Regions from separate parts of the Homo sapiens genome. Here region 1 is linked to region 2. The links are chromatin contacts, found by Hi-C or POLR2A ChIA-PET in ENCODE. All regions are on one chromosome and are shown on one strand. Each heading gives the region's core, a stretch centred on a gene start or an enhancer-like site at or near the end of the contact. The rest is flanking DNA. Distances are from core to core; before and after follow the strand shown. Region 1 has its middle 19 kb from the start of CLDN4. Region 2 holds the start of STX1A (syntaxin 1A).

The links. A loop is a pair of places that touch in the nucleus more often than their neighbours do. ChIA-PET counts read pairs that join two places held with the same protein, here RNA polymerase II (POLR2A). Pooled maps may share reads with other maps.
Region 1: a loop to region 2 is called in a pooled map, with 2.1 times the contacts of the local background. The contact joins the enhancer-like site here to the promoter of STX1A in region 2. A Hi-C loop is called at or near these places in 1 of 50 pooled maps. POLR2A ChIA-PET finds 5 or more read pairs at or near these places in 5 of 52 experiments (Caco-2, HCT116, K562 and 2 more).

The regions. Positions count from the first base shown.
Region 1 is chr7:73,809,662-73,813,887 of GRCh38, forward strand. No RefSeq gene overlaps it. Among named protein-coding and RNA genes, the nearest start is that of CLDN4, 19 kb to the right of the region's middle. RefSeq lists a silencer at 2,226-2,335. Within about 2 kb of position 2,224, at least 2 of the 41 ENCODE cell types and tissues checked have a DNase peak (open chromatin) inside an H3K27ac peak, as active enhancers do; they include HCT116, where a contact is called at or near this core.
Region 2 is chr7:73,717,202-73,721,021 of GRCh38, forward strand. It overlaps STX1A (syntaxin 1A), which reads right to left and starts at 2,468. Exons shown (of 10, transcript NM_004603.4): 1 at 2,401-2,468. The coding sequence starts at 2,430. RefSeq lists silencers at 1,864-1,943, 2,054-2,113, 2,124-2,323, 2,384-2,583.

The DNA.
Region 1 (4,226 bases), core at 974-3,473, 92 kb after region 2:
TGGAACTGTTTTCTCTCGGCCCGTCCAGGTTGGCTGCTTTTGGGTAATTCCCAGGCTCTGAGATGTCACAGAGCCAGGACGGGAGGAGTGAGTCACCCCCACCATTCCGCCATTGCCCTGGAGAAGCTTCTTCCCTGTCCCCAGGGCCCGGTTTCACTGGGAGCCATAAAAAGGCCCTGCCCAAGCTTGGTTTCTTCCGTTTTCAGCCGGACCTGCTGAAACCAAGCCTGGGGGCTGCCTGGGAGCGTGCCAAGGGCACTGCCCAGATGGGGCCCAGCCCAGAGGGAAACCAGCCCAGCAGGGACCCAGCTCCAGCTAAGGCCAGAAACCAGAGCCCACCCTTGGGGGCTGTTCTGTTCCTGGTCTCATCTGGTTTATACATATATATATATACACATACATATATATATATATACACACACACATACACATACATATATATATATACACACATACACACATATATATATATATATATACACACACACATACATATATATATATATATATATATTTTTTTTTTGACACAGTGTCGAGCTCTGTCGCCCAGGTTGGGGTGCAGTGGCATAATCTTGGCTTAGTTCAACCTCTGCCTCCCAGGTTCAAGTGATTCTCCTGCCTCAGCCTCCTGAGTAGCTGGGACTACAGGCATGCACCACCATGCCCTGGCTAATTTTTGTATTTTTAACAGAGATGGGTTTTCACCATTTTGGCCAGGCTGGTCTCGAACTCCTGACCTCAAGTGATCCGCCCACCTTGGCCTCCCAAAGTTCTGGGATTACAGGCATTAGCCACCGCGCCTGGCCACATCTGGTTTATATCTTAAGCCCCTCTGCCCACCAGGAGCCCCTTCCCCTGCAGGACTATGCCCCAGGCCCCCTCCACTCCCAGACTCCCCTCTGTAAGCTCCCCTTTCTTCCCTGAGCCCCATTCCTCTCCAAGAGCCCCCTCCCCTATCTGAAGCTCCTCTTCTCCTGGAGACCCTTCCCCTCCCAGTTCCCCCGCACCCCCTCCCTCCACTGCCCCTCCCTCTTAAAGTCCCCTACCCTTCTGTCCTGTCACTTCCCTGCCCTCTCGCTCCCTGGGGTGGGAGGGCCTGGCTTGGCGAGGCGGCTAAGAGAGGGGAAGGGGCTCAGGGTGGGGGCAGGGCATGTCTGGGGTCTGCCAGCTTGTCTTGGCCTGGCTGGCTCTCTATTCCATTATGAACATGTGGCTGGGGTTTCTGCCATCCTCCCAGGCCCTGGTGGGGTGGTTGGGGCTGAGAGGGTGATGGGGAGGGGAGGAGGAAGGGGCCGCAATGCCAATCACATCACCCCAGGGGCTCAGAACAGCTCCCGCCTCTCCTCCTCCTCCCCTTCTTTCTCGCCCCCACCCCCCTCCCCACCTTCCAGAGCCCATTAGCCCAGGGCTGCAGTGACACCTGCCTCCACTGGGGATCCTCCCCTACTCCTGGGGCCATAGCTGCTCCCCCAAGGGTGGGTTACCCTCTTGCCTTTTGACCTTCCCAGGGACCTGGCAGTCCTGCCCCTGGGTGGCCACCTCTTCAGCCTCTCCCAGAGCCTTGGCCACACTTGCTGTGCCGTCCGCAAACACCCAAGGGGGCACCGTGCCCAGTCCAGGAATCAGGCAGCCATCACCTTCCCAGCCAGACCCTGGGAAGGATAGACCCACAGCCTTAGCCATATACAGAGCACTGGGCAACTTTTACTTTTCACCATGATGAGCAACTTGTCAAAAGAATTTGCAAACAGACAGGTGCGGTGGCTCCCGCCTGGGATTATAGGAGGCTGAGGCGAGGGGATCACCTGAGATCAGAAGTTCCAGACCAGCCTGGCCAACATGGTGAAACCCCATCTCTACTAAAAATACAAAAATTAGCCAGGTGTGGTGGCGTGTGCCTGTAATCCCAGCTACTCGGGAGGCTGAGGCAGGAGAATCACTTGCACCCAGGAGGCAGAGGCTGCAGTGAACTGAGAGCTTGCCACTGCACTCCAGCCTGGATGACAGAGCAAGACTCCGTCTCATTAAAAAAAAGAAGAAGAATTTCCAAATCCTACCTCTGGCTCACCATTAAAACAGCCAATTTGGGGGTGTTTGGGGCAGCCGGTTACAATTCTCCCTCTCTACCCCTCCACCTGCCACTAGCACAGGTGCGATTTTCAAAATTCCCATCAACGGGTGTGGGACACCCTGGATGCTGCAGTTCCCACAAGCAAACAGGCGAGGGCGACTCTAGGGAGAGTCACCGCGGCCGTGGGCTGGCCCAGCCTTGAGGAGAGCATTGACACACAGCGTTTGCCAGAACCATGGCCAGGGACGCTGCCTACTTGCTGGAGGTCCCTGCTCCTTCTGGACAGGGATTTATGGTTGGGTGCATTGCTTAGAATAGGAATTAGCTACCATTTGACTGACTTTTTGGTTTTTTGCTTTTTTCCCCATCTACGTCAAGTTCACTGACTTCATTATCTCTATTCTACTTTTGAGCTCATTCAAGGTTTTGTTGTATTATTATTATTATTTTAGAGGGAATCTCACTCTGTCGTCCAGGCTGGAGTGCAGTGGTGCGACCTCAGCTCACTGCAACCTCTGCCTCCCTGGTTCAAGCGATTCTCCTGCTTCAGCCTCCTGAGTAGCTGGGATTACAGGCACCCACCACCACGCCCGGCTAATTTTTGTATTTTTAGTAGAGACGAGGTTTCACCATGTTGGCTAGGCTGATCTTGAACTCCTAACGTCAGGTGATCCACCTGCCTTGGCCTCCAAAGTGCTGGGATTACAGACTTGAGCCACCGTGCCCAGCCTGGCTTTGTTTTATCATTGCGGTTATTATATTGTTCAGTTCTAAACTTTATTTAAATTTTTTTATTTTCATTTATTTATTTATTTTTTATACAGGGTCTTGTTCTGTCACCCAGGCTGGAATGCAGTGGTGCAGTCATGGCTCACTGCAGCCTCCTTCTGGGCTCAAACAATCCTCCCATCTCAGCTTCCCGAGTAGCTGGGACCACAGGCACAAGCCACCATGCCTGGCTAATTTTTAATTTTTTTGTAGATATGGGGTCTTGCTTTGTCACCCAGGCAGGTCTTGAACTGCTGGACTCAAGAGATCTTCCTGCCTTTGCCTCCCAAAGTGCTAGAATTACAGACATGTAAAATTTCTGTTTGGGGCTGGGTGCAGTGGCTCATGCCTGTAGTCCCAGCACTTTGGGAGGCCGAGGCGGGAGGATCTCTTGAGACCAGGAGTTTGAGACCAGCCTGGGCAACATAGCGAGACCTCATTTCTACAAAAAAATAAAATATTGACAGTGTGGTGGCTCATGTCTGTAGTCTTGGCTACTCTGGAGGCTGACGTGAGAGGATCACTTGAACCTGGGAGGTCGAGGCTGTAGTGAACTATGATCATGCCACTGTACTCCAGCCTGGGTGACAGAGGGAGACCCTGTCTCAAAAGAAAACAAAAAATTGTTTGGCTCTTCTTTACATCTTCTCTTCTTTGCAAAGACTTTCTATATTTCCATTGATTTCAAGAGTGTTGGCCTTTCTTGCAACATTTTGATAATAATTGCTTTAAAGTCTTGATCTGATATTTCCAATGTTTTGTCATCTCAACATTGACCACTGTTGATAGTCTTTTCTCCTGTGAGTTGAAATTCTCCCGGCTCTTTGTATGCTGAGTAATTTTGGAGTGTCTCCAAGATATTTTAAATATTAGGATATAGGAATCTGGATCTTTATACAATTCTATGGAGAATGTTGATATTTTTGTTTTAGCAGGCTGTGGTTTTTTTTTTTTTTTTTTTTTTTGGACATGCTGGACCTAGGAACCCTGAATTTCCACTACCTTGCTGTGTCTCCACACCCTTATCACAGCCCTGCGTCATCTCAGGCAGCTCTGACCACCTCCTGAATGTCCATGGCCTGACCAGAAGCCCTTGGAGAACTGCCCTATGGGTTTCTGAGTTCCTCCCTAGCATAAGTGAGTTTGGGGCTCAGTAATGTCTTGGAAACAAACTTGGGTAGACTTGATGCTTGTTATGGTTACACACCCTGGTTACACATTATGCTAAGTGAAAGAAACCAGACACAAAGCCTCTATAATATGTGATTATTGATTCCATGATTCTGGACATTTCATAGACCTATGATTCCATGCCTACTTTGAAATGTCCAGAATAGGCAAATCCATCATGACAGAAAGATTAATCACTTAGGGATATATGAAATAT
Region 2 (3,820 bases), core at 1,218-3,717:
GGAGGAGGAGGAGGAAGAGGGAGGGAGGGAGGGCTGGGAGCGGTGCACAGCCGCTGTCCCCAGCACCATCTCTGTTCAGCCCAGCCCAGCCCAGCCCGCCCCAGTCCAGCCCAGTCCAGCCCAGTCCAGCTCAGCCAGTGCTGGCCTCTTCCTTTCTGGGGATTCTGGGCTGAAAATTCTGACTCCTGGGGCTTCAGGCCTCCTACAAATGTGGAGCTGGAGTCAGGAGACCTGTAGCCCTGCTTCTCGTCCCGAGAAACTGAATTCTAGGCTTTCCCATCCCCACTTCACAGATGGGAACCCTAGGTCCAGAGGGAAAGCAGCCTGTGGGAACAGTGGCCCCACCAAGACTGACTGTCTCACCCCACCCCGGGTGGGCTCCTGCCTGCCAGCCGTCCACCTGTCTGCTAGAAAGCCCTCCCTGGGCAGGGCCACCCAGCAATGGGTACAGCCTCCCTGGGCTCTGAATGCCTTGTGTGGGGAGGGTGGGGGTGTCTGGAGCGGAAGCCTCAGACCATTCAAAGCAAAGCCTGGCTTCACCATCTAATCAGGGGGCGAGGAGGTAGTAACAGAGACAGACATCAGAGCAAAAAGATCTGGGTTCAAACGCTTCACAACCCCAGCTCCACTGGCTGTCCCCCAGTGTCAGCCAGGCCTGAGTCTGACTATCTTCAGGGATGAGGCAAAGCCCTTTTCTACCACCCCTCCCTCTAGCAGGCAAGCCGTGTTTCTTTTGTGCCTCAGTTTCCCCTTCAGCTAGGGGGATGAAGGCTGACATGCCAGAGGCTATTATCCTATGTAGGGGCCCATGGTTCCCCTGACCACTTGGTTCCCACACACACCCTCAGGTAACCTACCAGGCGCCTAAACATCAGCACATTACACCACACAGCCATCCGTCACCAGGAAAACACTCATTCTGACTCAACGGAGCTCAGGAAACTTGAGGGCAACCACAGGGGCCGCGGGGGAAGTGTTTAGAGCCCATATGCGACTTGAGGGACCATCTTCTTCCTTTGAAACCTCATGGGGTTTACACCAGGGGCTGGGCGCTCGGCCAGGAATAACAGGTCTGGAGGCAAAGTGGAGGCCGTGGTGCCAGAGCAAGTGGGGGACATGAAGGCAGGGGAGCCCAGGTCCCGGCTCCAGGATGCCCAGGAGGCAACCATGACATAATGGGGCAGACAGGCTCCAACTCAGGGAGCCTCTGGGTGGAGAAGACAAGCCGTGGGGTCAAATGCCCAAAGGACACTTGACATTTTCCATAGGAGGGGACCTTAGGGTTCTAGTTCCTAGCCCAGGGAGCGGGGTGGGGGGTGCTCCCAGGGATCAGCAGGCAGGGCTGCCAGCCAGGTGGCCAGCCAGGGGACCAGATGACCAGATGAGACTCAATCTAGTCTTGAGCCTTGATCCACCCCCCCTCCCCGACACACCCAGAGAGGCTTCATTTCCGTCGCTGTCCTCCACTCCCGGTCACCATCCTCCTGGGCTCCTCATCCCTAAGGGCAGAGGCCAGGGGAAGGGGACCCACGCAGGCTGCAGGGGTCTCTGGGCTGGGAGAAGGTGGGCTCTGACTCAGAACGTTTGTGCATCCTCCTACTCCCCCCAAACCCCGCCCCAGGAGCCACACCCCAGGGGTTTCCCAGATACAGGTAGAAAAATAGATCCAAGTCGCAAGGAACCCTGAAGGGTCTGGAAACGCCAGCCAGTGCTGCCCGAAAGCCCGAAGGTGGATAGGTGGACCGGGGGCGGGTGTGACGCCCCCCCCCCCATACCTGGGGCGGGCAGTGGATCCCTACTGCGACCAAGCAGAGGGGGAGCCACAGGTGATGGGAGCCACAGGTGACCAGGGTGGCCCGAGGAGGCCGCCACCACCCGACGATCAGGTTTCCGCAGCGCGCCCCGCAGCGGGGCCCCGCGCAGGGGACCGGCACCGGCCCACCGCGGTCCCCTCGTCTGTCTACACCAAGGAGGTTCCCACCGCGGTCCCCTCGTCTGTCTACACCGAGGGGGCACGGGAGGTCAGAGATGAGGGGCAGTGAGGGGGCCAGAGAAAGGGCCTGCTCTGCGGGAGGGGGAAGAGGTCCCGCCACCAAAACCCCATCATACCCTCCGAACCCCCCAAATCAAGAGGGCCCCGAAAAGTTTATCCAGGACCCCGGACTCCAGCCGACCGTCCACGTGTCAGCGCGGCCGAGCTCACGCGAGCCTGACCCCGAGTGGGTCCGAGGGGCGGAACCCGGAGGGGGGTCGAGGTCCCTGGCTCGCCCCGCTCCCTTCAGCCCTGGCTGGGGGCGCAGGAGCGGCCACCATCCTGGCCGCGGGAGCCGGGCGGGAAGTGTCCGGCGCGTTGGCGCTGGCGGCGGGCGGCGGGCGGCCGCGCGCTGGGGCCGGACTCACCGTGCGGAGCTCCTGGGTTCGGTCCTTCATGCTCCCGGGAGTGGCAGCGGCGCCGGCTGCAGCCGTGTGAGCCCCGCATGCGCGACGGCCGCCCCGCGGCTGCGCAGCGCCAGCCCGGCCCCGCCCCGGCCCCCGGGACCCCGGCCCCGCCCCACCCCGCCCGGGCCCCGCCCAGACCCCGCCCAGACCCCGCCCCACCCCGCACGAGCAGCCCCGTGGGGATCGAAGCCCTGGGGTCTCGTCCTGGACGTTCCGCACGCGTGATCGCTCCCGGGGATGGGTCCCCAGAGACCCTGCTGCCTCCTCTGCCCCAGCCCTGTCTCGTTTTTTATTTATTATTTTTGGAGACAGGGTCTCGCTCTGTCGCCCAGGCTGGAGTGCTGTGGTGCAATCATAGCTCACTGCAGCCTTGAGCTCCTGAGCTCAGGCAATCCTCCCGCCTCAGTCTCCTGGGTGGCTGGGACTAGAGTTGCTCGCCACTACTCCTGAATAATTTTCAAATATTTTGTAGAGACAGGGTCTTGCTATGTTACTCAGGCTGGTCTTGAACTCCTGTCCTCAAGCGATCCTCCCTCCTCCCAAAGCTCTGCGATTACAGGCGTGAGCCACCGTGCCTGGCTTCCAGCCTCTTCCCGACTTAGCAGCTCAGCATCCCTGTCCCAGAATCCGGTCCTCATCCTCAGATCCCTTCACTTCCCCAGAATTTGCTGAAGGTTGTAACTCCCTCCTTCATTTCATTACCTTGGGACCTCCTGCTCTCCCTTCTGTTCCCCAGCCAAAAACCTCCTGGAGAGTTCCAGTCTGGGAGCCTCCACCCTTCCCCCTTGCTCCCATCATCCAGTAGGGACTCAGGCACTGGCCTCTTCTTTCCCTAGGATTTCTCAGTTCACAGCTCTGATGCTGCGTGACCCACCCCTTTTTCCTGCAGGATGAAGGAACTCCTCTATCTTTTTATGTTTGTTTGTTTGTTTGATTATTTATTTATGAGATGGAGTTTCACTCTTGTCGCCCAGGCTGGAGTGCAGTGGCGCTATCTCAGCTCTGCCTCCTGGGTTCAAGCGAGTCTCCTGCCTCATCCTCCCAAGTAGCTGGGATTACAGGTGCCCACCACCACGCCCGGCTAATTTTTTGTATTTTTTAGTAGAGACAGGGTTTCACCATGTTGAGCAGGCTGGTCTCAAACTCTTGACCTCTTGATTCTCCCGCCTCGGCCTCCCAAAGTGCTGGGCTTATAGGCGTGAGCCACCGTGCCCGGCCTATTTTTTTTTTTTTTTTTTGAGACGGAGTCTCACTCTGTTGCCCAGTCTGGAGTGCAGTAGCACGATCTTGGCTCACTGCAACCTCCACCTCCCGAGTTCAAGCAATTCTCCTGCCTCAGCCTCCCAAGTAGCTTGAGATTACAGGCACCCACAACCACGCC